Linked DNA regions of Homo sapiens: region 2 is linked to region 1. Evidence: chromatin contacts called from ENCODE POLR2A ChIA-PET data. All regions are on one chromosome and are shown on one strand. Each heading gives the region's core, a stretch centred on a gene start or an enhancer-like site at or near the end of the contact. The rest is flanking DNA. Distances are from core to core; before and after follow the strand shown. Region 1 overlaps LOC105376299 (a long non-coding RNA gene). Region 2 overlaps PRRC2B (proline rich coiled-coil 2B).

Region 1 (6,024 bases), core at 2,440-4,939:
AGCTCTCTTGGCTTCCTAAGAACCAGTTGTCCCTGTCCCCACCTACCCTCACCCCAGCAGTGCAGGGAGGGGGTCCCCTCCTGAGAAGGGTCACATTCTAGGCCTGAGGGCGGCCAAGCCAGCCCAGTGGTGTTTTCTCAAGCTGCCTGAAGAAACAAGTCCAGCATCTGGCCTTCCTGCTGTGATAATCCTCTTCCTGCCCCTGCGCCCCCTCCCCACTTGGCCGGAAAGCGGCAGGCTTTCTCTTCCCCTCCTTACAAGGGAGGCCTGGCTGGAATGTGTCCCTTGATAACGGGGCTCGTGAGGGGCTTGGCATAGAATGGGCTGCCTGCTGTGGGCTCTCAGACACATGTGGGGCTGACTGATAAGGGCCCTGCTGGCCTTCTGCGCTGAGGCCCCATTTGACAAGCTGTGGGCAGGATTTGAAGAGGGGTCAGTGTTCACAGAGTACCCTGGAATCCATCAAATGTGCAGGGAGCGGGCTGGGCACAGTGGCTCATGCCTGTAATCTCAGCACTTTGGGAGGCTGAGGTGGGTGGATCACCTGAGGTCAGGAGTTCAAGACCAGCCTGGCCAACATAGTGAAACCCCATCTCTACTAAAAATACAAAAAGTAGCTAGGTGTGGTGGTGCACGCCTGTAGTCCCAGCTACTTGGGAGGCTGAGGCAGGAGAATTGCTTGAACCCGGGAGGCAGAGGTTGCAGTGAGGTGAGATCGCACCATTGCACTCCAGCCTGGCGACAGAGCGAGACTCCATCTCAAAAAAAAAATTGTGCAGGGAGCACAGCCTTGGGCGGACCCTGTGTGTGCATGGGGGTGGGAGTGAGGGGAGGGAGACCCAGTCACTGTCCCCAGGGGCTCACAGTGTAAGGGCCCCTGGGGTCAAGGACATGAAAAGAGGAATTTGCTAGGTACAAAGTTGGTTTTTTTTGTTTTGTTTTGTTTTGTTTTGTTTTGTTTTTCAGACAGGATCTCACTCTGTCACCCAGGCAGGAGTGCAGTGACACAATCATGGCTCACTACAGCCTCTACTTCCTGGGCTCAAGCGATCCTCCTGCCTCAGCCTCCAGGGTAGCTGGAACTATAGGCATGCACCACCATGCCTGACTAATTTATTAATTTTTTATAGAGACAGGGGGGTCTCACCTACCCAGGCTGGTCTCAAACTCCTGGGCTTAAGTGATCCTCCCACCTCAGCCTCCCAAAGTACTGGGATTACAGGCATAAGCCAGTGCGCCCAGCCTGAAGTTATTTTATTCACCCATTAATTGTGTCGACAAATCTACAGATGTCACACTGAATGAATGAGTCTAGAATGAAGGTTAAGAATCAGGGCTCAGATATCAGCCAGGCCCAGATTCGAGGCATAGCTCCATTACTTAGTGGCTTTGACTTACCGTGTAAGACTCCATTTCCTCATCTGTAAAATGAGGAGAACCGGCCAGCCGGGCGCAGTGACTCACGCCTGTAATCCCAGCACTCTGGGAGGCCGAGGTGGGCGGATCACCTGAGGTCAGGAGTTTGAGACCAGCCTGGCCAACATGGTAAAACCCCATCTCTACTAAAAATACAAAAATTAGCCGGGCGTGGTGGCAGCCTCCTGTAGTGTCAGCTACTTGGGAGGCTGAGGCAGGAGAAGCGCTTGAACCCGGGAGGCGGAGGTTGCAGTGAGCCCACTGAACTCCAGCCTGGGCAACAAGAGTGAAACTCCATCTAAAAAAAAAAAGAGGAGAACCAAGTACCTACCTCAAAGGCACCTCATGAGGGTTTGGGGAGATGGCACACATATTGCACGCAAAATGGGCTTGGGGACTGGTAAGCCCTCAGTAAATGTTTTGTTTTTGTTTTTTTTAGATAGTGTCTTTCTCTGTCACCCAAGCTGGAGTGTGGTGGTGTGATCTCAGCTCACTGCAACTTCCACCTGCTGGGTTCAAGTGATTCTCCTGCCTTAGCCTCCCAAGTAGCTGAGATTACAGGCCCCCACCAGCATGCCCAACTTATTTTTGTATTTTTAGTAGAGACAGGGTTTCACCATGTTGGACTGGCTGGTCTCGAACTCCTGACCTCAAGTGATTCACCTACCTCGGCCTTCCAAAGTCCTGGGATTATAGGCACAAGCCACCACACCCGGCATGTAAATGTGGTTTTTTTTGTTTTGTTTTTGTTTTTGTTTTTGTTTTTGAGAGAGTCTCACTCTGTCGCCCAGGCTGGAGTGCAGTGGTGCAGTCTCGGCTCACTGTAACCTCTGCCTCCCAGGTTTAAGCGATTCTCCTGCCTCAGCCTCCCAACTAGTGCACTCCAGCTTGGGTGACAGAGAAAGACACTAGCTGGGATTACAGGCATGTGCCACCACGCCCAGCTGATTTTTTGTATTTTTAGTAGAGATGGGGTTTCACTGTGTTAACCAGGATGATCTCAATCTCCTGACCTCGTGATCTGTCCGCCTCGGCCTCCCAAAGTGCCGGGATTACAGGCGTGAGCCACCACACCTAGCCCTGTAAACGGTTTTTAAACCATGACACTGGCTCCCAGTGCTTTGGGAGGCCAACGAGGAAGGATCCCTTGAGCCCAGGAGTTCAAGACAAGACTAGGCAACAGAGCAAGACCCTGTCTCAAAAACAAAAACAAAAACAAAAAAACACAAAAACCATGACTGCTGGAATCCCAAGGGCCCGGAGATGAAGAAGTGCTCTCCCCTCCACCTGCCTCTGCAGGGCTGTGTGGGTTGGGAGTAGCCATGAGGGCAGTGTCTGAGGACACAGGGCAGCTTCCTGGAACCTGGGCTGGGAAGAGGGTGCAAGGGGCAGAGCTGGGAGCAGGGGAGCCTCTCTCCTGGGGCCCCGGGCTTTTGTGCATGTGCCTCATTCCATCCTCTGCAGACCAGCCCCCTCTGCTATCATGGCTGCCCCTCATGGATCCCTCACCCCAAGTCCAGTTTCTCTTCCAGTTAGACAGAGCCCACCCCATGTGACCAGAGTCTCCCAGACCCGATTCCAAATGGCCAGGAGAGCTCAAACCCAGGCCCAGCTTGTGTCCAGCCCTGGCCGAGCCCACTCAGCTGAGGCTGCTGGCGGGGGCCTGTGGGTGCAGGCAGTGAGCTCTGTAAGAGAGGGGCTGCGCCACCCCTTGCTGTAGGACCCCAGCCTCCAGGCCAGGGCCCCTGTGTAGCAGGTCCTCAAAAAAGCATTTTCTAGGCCAGGTGCGGTGGTTCATGCCTGTAATTTCAGCACTTGGGAGGCTGAGGCAGGAGGATCACCTGACGACAGGAGTTTGAGAACAGCCTGGCCAACATAGTGAAACCCCGTCTTTACTAAAAATACAAAAATTAGCCGGGCGTGGTGGTGGGCGCCTGTAATTCCAGCTGAGGCAGAAGAATGGCTTGCACTCTGGAGACAGAGGTCACAGTGAGCTGAGATCACGCCCCTGCACTCCAGCCTGGGCAACAGAGCGAGATTCCGTCTCAAAAAAAAAAAAAAAAAAAAAAAAAAGCATTTTCCAGGACAGCTCTTGCTTCTTAGCCCTTCGCATACATCAAACCGTTTAGGAACACTGTCTAATTACAGCCGGGGCAGGACAGTTCTTGTCTCCATTTCACAGTCCGGGGAAGTGCTTTACCCCAGGCCACGTGGCAACTCAGGCCTGCAAGGCCCCAGCCAGGGGTGGGCAGGGCCGGTGGGAGGGAGAGGGTGCCTGGGGAGTTAAGAATATCCCTGCAGTGCTCAGCCTCTGGGTCTTGTGATGCCGAAACTCAAGCGCCCCCTGACTCAGCAGGATATTAATAAGCCTGGCCGGTTCCCAGGGGGCCGGCTCTGCCAGGGGCTGGAACAGAAGGACTCCCAGCCCTGCGGCCCGGATCCCCCTCCCCATGGCAACACAGCCCCACCCCTACTCCTTCTCCAGGTGCCCCCTAGCAGCCCCACAGCCCAGAGTCTCCCAGAACAAATTAATGTGGGGGAGCCCCCCAACCCACTGCTGAGCATATTGGGCAAATCTCACCGAGCTGAAGGGACCCTTCCTAGAAGGGATCCAGGAGGAAAGACAGAGCCAAGCAGCCTGGGAGAGGGAAGGGGTTTGAGCAGCCAACAGTGTGGGTTTGGGATGGGAGCTGAGTTGCAGCCCTGGTTCTCCCATTTCTAAGGTGCTCACTTGGGACAAATCCCTTATCAACACTAAGCCTTGGTTCCTTCCTTCCTTCCTTCTTTTCTTTTCTTTTCTTTTCTCCTTCTTCCCTCCCTCCCTCCCTCTCTCTCTCTCTCTCTCTTTCTTTTTGAAACAAGGTGTCATTCTGTCACCCAGGCTGGAACACAGTGGCACAATCATAGCTCACTGCAGCCTTGACCTCCTGGGCTCAAGCAATCCTCCCACATCAGCCTCCTGAGTAGCTGCGACTATAGGCCTGTGCCACCACACCCAGCTAACATTTGTATTTGTTTTTGTAGACACGGGGGTCTCACCATGTTGCCGAGGCTGGCCTCAACTCCTGTGCTGAAGCCATCCTCTGGCCTCAGCCTCCCAAAGTGCTGGGACTACAGGCATGAGCCACACACTGCTCGGCCTGAGCCTTGGTTTCTTTTTTCTTTTCTTTCCTTTCTTTTTTTTTTTTTTTTTTTTTTTGAGACAGACTCTCGCTCTGTCGCCCAGGCTGGAGTGCAGTGGGTGGCACGATTTCGGCTCACTGCAAGCTCCGCCTCCCGGATTCACGCCATTCTCCTGCCTCAGCCTCCCGAGTAGCTGGGACTACAGGCATCCACCACCACACCCGGCTAATTTTTTGTATTTGTTAGTAGAGATGGGGTTTCACTGTGTTAGCCAGGATGGTCTCGATCTCCTGACCTCGTGATCTGCCTGCCTCGGCCTCCCAGAGTGCTGGGATTACAGGCGTGAGCCACCCGTGCCTGGCCTTTTTTTTTTTTTTTTTTTTTTTGAGACAGAGTCTTACTCTGTCGCCCAGGCTGGAGTATAGTGGCTCGATCTTGGCTCACTGCAACATCCGCCTCCCAGGTTCAAGTGATTCTTATGCCTCAGCCTTCCAAGTAGAGATGGGGTTTCTCTCTATTTTTAGTAGAGACGGGGTTTCACCATGTTGGCCAGGCTGGTCCTCGATTTCTTAATGTGTAAAGTGGGGATGGTAATGGTACTTCATTTCTGGTTTTGCTATAAGGACCCAGTGAGGCAGCTGTCCTGAAGGGCGAGCCTTGGGAGCCCTGGCTGTCCAGGCTGGTCTCAATGGACCCGGCTGTCAGGGCCACTCTCGGCTGAGTTTCTGTCCTACAGCGCCCTCTAGTGGGAAAAGGTGGTCATTGCAGGGGCATCCAACTCAGGTGGCCAGGGAGCTTTCCTATCCCAAGTTGGAGTCCAAAATGTGCCCTTTCTGATCAAGTTAAATTCATGGCCCTTATTACATATGCACCAGCATGGTACGGCGAAGGAGGACAAAGAGAATGAGACCCATTCCCTTCCCTTTGGAGGCTCAAAGGGCAGCACTGCCTGGTTTGGGCATCAATGTGACAGTCAAGTCTGGGTCCTGGTCCTGCCCTCTCAGTGGCCTGCACAAGCCACACCCTCCCTGAGCTCCAGAGTCCTCCTCTGTAAACAGGATCACAAAACTTTCCGGTGGTAAGAGCTACGGAGAGGAACTAGGAAGAGCCAGCAGGAGGCTTGTGTTTGAGATGCGATGGCCAGGGAGCCCACCTTTGAGGAAATACCCGAAGCAGTGAGGGAGAGATCTTTGCAGAGACCTGGGAGGCCAGCGAAGGCCTGTGCCAGTTCAAGGAAGAGCGAGAGGTCAGTGGGGTCAGCGCGGAGCGATGGGGGCCGGAGGAGATGAGGGGAGAGGGGCTGTGTGTCACGATCAGTGCAGTAGGATGCGTAATGAAGGGCCCTGGCCCAGGTGGCCATGGAGGCCTCCCAGAGCAAGGAGTGTCCAAGCTGCGGGTGGCAGAGAGGGGTGGGAGAGCTCGGAAGACCTGATCCCAGTGCGGCCCCAACACTAACATCCTCTGTGGTCCAAGATCAGCCCACAT
Region 2 (5,782 bases), core at 1,577-4,076, 64 kb after region 1:
GGCCTAGCAGAGGGCCTGGCACAGTTAGTGGTTCCTCCTACGGTTGTTGGTATAACTGCTGTCAAGTCCTAGGACAGACGTGAGCCCCTTGTGGTGCCACCCATAGAGCCAAACTGTGCCCATGGATGCCACAGGTGCTGGCCTAAGGCATGGACAATACAGAAGGAATTCAAGGCCCAAACATTAGTGGGCGCTTATACAGTGCTGAGCCTCTCGGGAGGCAGGGATGGGAAAAAGTAGCATTTGGAGGTCTCTAGAACTTAGTAGACCCGGAGTGTGTGGCAGTTGGTCAGTTTAAGGCAGGGTTAGAACAGTACGAGATGCTCAGGACAAACAGACGCCCAAGGAGTCCTGCCTTCTGAGGATAACTGCTTTCCTTGGGGATTGGCAGATAATCATCTGAGAGTGAGTTTCTACTTGTTTGGGCAAGTGTGTCTCTTGGAGCCTGCGCAGCTGGATTCTGGTCCTCATCGGGTTACCTTTACAAAGCAAGTCTCTGAGGCTCAGATCTTGCATCTGTAAAATGGGAATAATTATGCCTGCCTTGGGTATCTATTAGGGCTCTTGGGAGCCTCACTTAAGATTCACAGTGAATTGTTTTCTCTCCATAGGAAGGTGATGAAATGTATGTGTTTGTTGATTATCTGTTTTTCTGGTTCCTTTCTCCTTCCTTCCTCCCTTGCCCTCTTCCTCTCTCCCTCCCTCCCTTTCCCTTCCTTTTCCTTCCTTCCCTTCCTTCTTTTTTCTTTTCTTTTCTTTTTTTTTTTTTTTTTTTTGAGACAGTCTCACTCTGTCGCCCAGGCTGGAGTGCAGTGATGTGATCTCAGCTCACTGCAACCTCCGCCTCCTGGGTTCAAGCGATTCTCGTGCCTCAGCCTCTGGAGTAGCTGGGATTACAGGCATGTGCCACCACACCTGGCCAATTTTTGTGTTTTTAGTAGAGACAGGGTTTCACCATGTTGGCCAGGCTAGTCTCAGACATCCGACTTCAGGTGATTTGCCTGCCTTGGCCTCCCAAAGTGCTGGGATTACAGGCCTGAGCTACCGCGCCCGGTCTTCTTTCTCTTAATGCTTATTTTTTCCTCTTCTCTTGGTTGATGGAACTGTGACTTCCCCACCCCAAATTCTATGGCCGGCTAATGTTTTGCTATGGTGACTATCACCCATCTACCTGGAAGCACCAGAATGGCTTAGTACAGCTAGGGAGCTCAGCCAGATCTCGGTGTCTGCTGTTTGAGATTGTGTGGAAGGACTATTGCTAAGAAGCAGGAGACAGACTGAACCCAGTGTTGGCCACAAGTGAGGACTGAGACCCAGGTCACCTCTTGGCTGAACATGTTAGCTTGTTGGTAAATGGCTCTGCAGTGGTTCTGCATTTTATTGGGGAATTTGTTTTGGTTCATTTTGGCATTCCCGCAACCATCTTGTTGGTTTTTTGGTAAAATGTGGCACCCCCTCCAGACCTCCTAGCTGTGGAACTGAGATATTTTAGCAGGGTCCTGTCATCCTTTGATTTTTCCTCGCTTCCTGCCTCTTGGCCCTTCCTTTTTGTCTGACTTCACTCGGGCCCAGTCTGGCTCTATACTGTTAACTGGTTAGTTAGGCCAGGAGATAGTCGCTGCCTCTCCCATGAGCTTCTGCATACCTGTGAATTTTGGTTATCTGTGGCCCCCTAATGCTGATTGCATGCCCTTGCCTTAGGCCCTAAGCCCACTGTGTGGGCGTCCCATCTCGTACAGTGGCCGTCTCCAGCCTCCACTGGGCCCAAATAGGTAAAAAGAAAGCCTGGGGAAGGAAGAGCCAGGAAACCTCGGGAGAGTGGAATTTCAGGAATGGCAGGTCAGAACTGGTTCCAGCATGGGTCCCTTTGCCTTGTGCTTAGCTGAGGGATTTTTGTTATTAATTTTTTTTTTCCTGTTCAACACTCCTAACCTCTTTTGAATTTCAGTTCTCTTTTTTTATCCTGAAGGATTATTTTATTGTACTTTTGAGGGTTTTTTTTTTTTTTTTTTTTTGCCTTGCACAAAGTACTGACTCATGTTGCTAATGGCTGTGGCTGTATGCTAGTTATATGTCTCATTATCCTACCCCTTAAGATTGATCATTTCTGTGTTGGTTTCTATTTCAAACCAGAATAGGCCAGGTGGGTCAATTCATGTATTTCTGAATTCAATAATGAGGCTTCCCTACCGTGAAATGTACATATCTTGTCATGGGCGGACAGGTACTAAATAGAGCCTATCTATACTAGATTTTAAAACAATGGATTTCTCCCCAAAAAACAACATTTCCAGCAGACAATGGGCTTTGTGCTCCAAATCTTGTAATTTTGGTTTTAAATAAATTTCATGTAAGGAGGCAGGGCTAACTAGACTGTCTTCTTTTCAGATCATAACTTGATCTCTTTTTAAGATTATTTCTGGGACTTGTACAGCCTCAGGAAACTTGGGTCTGTCATTGGGACAAAGAAATACAGGCACTGGCTGTGGTGTTGGAGATGGGAGCGACATGGGATATGGTGAGCTTTGTTTCTGGTGAAATAGAATTGTTTGTCATTAGCTTTAGGTTTAAAAGGTGCCATTCAGACTGGACCTCCTCACCTGGGAGCTGGCAGACCTGGGCCTTGCCATTGGCGATATTACTGTTTATACCTCTGGGTGGCACGTGGGAAATCTCTTTTGTGCTGGGAGGTAGGTTTGTCTTAGTGTCTTGAGCCAGAAGTTGTGGTTGAGCTTTGTTCTCAGCTGTACTTGTTGGTTTTCTGTGTGACCTGAGAAGCATCCTTCGTCCGAGCTGAAGTGCACCTCCGAGGTGCTGGCAGCAGCACTGATTTGTGAAGCATTGCGTGCAGCAGGAGTAGCTGGCAGAACAAAGCCTATCTCAAGTTGCTGGCGGTCTTTCACATCTTGTACAGGACTTCCTTCCGTTCTTACCTCTGCAGCCAGTTGTGTGGCTTCCGTCTGGACCGTCTTCCTCCTTTCCAAGATAACCATCAGTCTTTTTCTCTGTGGGGCTGCAGCAGCAGTATTTATTGCATTTTTAATTGACTTGTCAGGCAATAGATACTCCTTGAGCACCTATCATTTGCCAGGCATTGTACAAGGCCCTTTAAATACATTTTTCTTGTGGTAGGGCAAGGTGGCTCATGCCTGTAATCCCAGTACTTGGGGAGGCCAAGGCAGGTGGATTGCTTGAGGCCAGGTTAAGACCAGCCTGGGCAATGTGATGAAAATAAAAAAATGCCTCTTAAAAGAAAAAATTAGTAGGGTATAGTGGCGCATGCCTGTAGTTCTAACTACTTGGGAGGCTGAAGCAGGAGGATCACTTGAGCTTGGGAGGTTGAGGTTGCAGTGAGCCGTGATCATGCCACTGCACTCTAGCCTGGGCGACAGAGTGAGACCCTGTCTCAAAAGAATAAAAAGTAGGTCGGGCACGGTGGCTCACGCCTGTAATCCAAGCACTTTGGCAGGCCGAGGTGGGCGGATCACCTGAGGTCAGGAATTCAAGACCAGCCTGGCCAACATGGTGAAACCCCGTCTCTGCTAAAAATACAAAAATTAGCTGGATGCCGTGGCGAGTGCCTGTAGTCCCAGCTACTCAGGAGGGGTGAGGCTGGAGAATCACTTAAACCTGGGAGGTGGAGGTTGCAGTGAGCCGAGATTGTGCCACTGCATTCCAGCCTGGGAGACAGAGTGAAATTCTGTCTCAAAAAAAAAAAAAAAAAAAAAGTCTGGGCACGGTGGCTCACACCTATAATCCCAGCATTTTGGGAGGCTGAGGTGGGCGGATCACGAGGTCAGGAGATCGAGACCATCCTGGCTAACACGATGAAACCCCGTGTCTACTAAAAATACAAAAAATTAGCCGGGCGTGGTGGCGGGCGCCTGTAGTCCCAGATACTCAGGAGGCTGAGGCAGGAGAATGGCATGAACCCGGGAGGCGGAGTTTGCAGTGAGCCGAGATCACGACACTGCACTCTAGCCTGGGCCACAGAGCGAGACTCCATCTGAAAAAAAAGGAAAATACTGAAAAGAATAAATGCCAAAATAAATATATAAATCACTTGTGACCTCACCATCCAGAGCTAACTGCAGTAAAGTTGCTGGTGTGTTTCTTTCCTCTGATAATGTCTGTGTTTTCTAAATTAGAGCAATAGTATATATACATTGAATACACAGTTGATAGCTTGCTTTTCCCCTTTTAATGTTATAGTGTATTCCTCTACGTTATTTTTATAATTATATAATTGCTATTATACGGATATGCCATAATTTATTGACTCCTGTATTCGTAGACATTTAGATTATTGTTGCCCTCTTTTCCCTCCTATAAGAGAAACTGTAGGGAGCATCTCGGCATGTTAAGTCTTGGTCCACGTGGCTGATTATCTCCCATAAGTGGAATTTCTGGGGTCAGAGGATTGCAGGTTTGTTCTTCTCTTCTGGACAGGATCGGTTGTCTCCTTCAGTCTTTGTCACCTCCCTCTCCAGCCTTGAGCCCAAGGCAGTCTCTTTCTTAGTTTTTTCTTTTTTGAGGCAGGGTCTCACTTTGTCGCCCAGTCTGGAGTGCAGTGATGTGATCTCAGCTCACCGTAACCTCTGCATCCTGGGCTCAAATGATCCTTCTGCCTTAGCCTCCCAAGTAGCTGGGATCCTATAGGCATGCGCCACCATGCCTGACTAAGTTTTGTATTTTTTTGTGGAGACGGGGTTTCGCCATTTTGCCCAGGCTGTTTGTTTTTCTTTTCTTTTCTTTCTTTTTTTTTTTGAGATGGCATCTTGTTCTGTTGCGCAGGCTGGAGTGCAGCCGTGCGATCTTGGCTCACTGCAACCTCCACTTCCTGGGTTCAAGCAATTCTCGTGCCTCAGCCTTCGAGTAGCTGGGATTACAGGCGTGCACCACCACACCTGGCTACTTTTTGTATTTTTAGTAGAGACGGGGTTTTGCCATGTTGGCCAGGCTGGTCTCGAAATCCTGACCTCAGGTGATCCACCTGCCTTGGCCTCCCAAAGTGCTGGGATGACAGGTGTGAGCCACCGTGCCTGGACACCCAGGCTGTTTCAGACTCCTGGACTCAAGTGATCCCTCCGCCTCCGCCTATCAAAGTGCTGGGATTACAGGCATGAGCCACGGCACCCAGCAAGGCAGCCTCTTTCATGAGCCACTAGGTTCTGGGGGGTCTCAGTCCTGGTTAAGCCCTTTGATGAGTGGGGCTTGAGGTCTTACTCCATTTACTGGTTTGAACCTGGAGAAGCCTTTTGTCTTAAACAGTTTTTGTTTCTAGGGACATGGATGCCCCATTGACTCCTGGGGAGATCCTGGTCTGGTGGGGAGGAGGCCCTGGAGAGCCCCCCACCTAACTTTGGCCTCATCCTCTTGTGGTTTCTTTCTTTCTTTTTTTTTTTTTTTGAGACGGAGTTTTGCTCTTGTTGCCTAGGCTGGAGAGCAATGGCGCGATCTTGGCTCACTGCAACCTCTACCTCTCGGGTTCAAGCGATTCTCCTGCCTCAGCCTCCTGTGATTTCTTCGGAGCCCCCTACAGTTTCTCTTTATAGCAGTTTTCACAACTTGTAAATAGGTGTTTTTTTCTTTATTTGAATTTTAAAAATTGTGGTGAAGTATACATAACATAAAATTTACCATTTTTAAGTGTACAGTTGAGTGGCGTGAAGCACTTTCACAGTGTTGTGCAACCATCACCACCATCCATCTCCAGAACGTTCTCATCTTCCCAAACTGAAACTCTGTTCCCATTAGATGCCAACTCCCCTCCCCCATCCAG

Evidence for each region. ChIA-PET counts read pairs that join two places held with the same protein, here RNA polymerase II (POLR2A).
Region 2: POLR2A ChIA-PET joins it to region 1 with 18 read pairs in activated T-cell. The contact joins two enhancer-like sites. POLR2A ChIA-PET finds 5 or more read pairs at or near these places in 12 of 52 experiments (A549, Caco-2, GM12878 and 8 more).

What each region holds. Positions count from the first base shown.
Region 1 is chr9:131,331,147-131,337,170 of GRCh38, forward strand. The region is part of intron 1 of LOC105376299 (a long non-coding RNA gene); the gene reads left to right. Among named protein-coding and RNA genes, the nearest start is that of PLPP7, 44 kb to the left of the region's middle. Within about 2 kb of position 3,690, at least 6 of the 41 ENCODE cell types and tissues checked have a DNase peak (open chromatin) inside an H3K27ac peak, as active enhancers do.
Region 2 is chr9:131,395,570-131,401,351 of GRCh38, forward strand. The region is part of intron 1 of PRRC2B (proline rich coiled-coil 2B); the gene reads left to right. Among named protein-coding and RNA genes, the nearest start is that of PRRC2B, 4.4 kb to the left of the region's middle. RefSeq lists enhancers at 541-1,302, 2,920-2,999, 5,698-5,782. Within about 2 kb of position 2,827, at least 23 of the 41 ENCODE cell types and tissues checked have a DNase peak (open chromatin) inside an H3K27ac peak, as active enhancers do.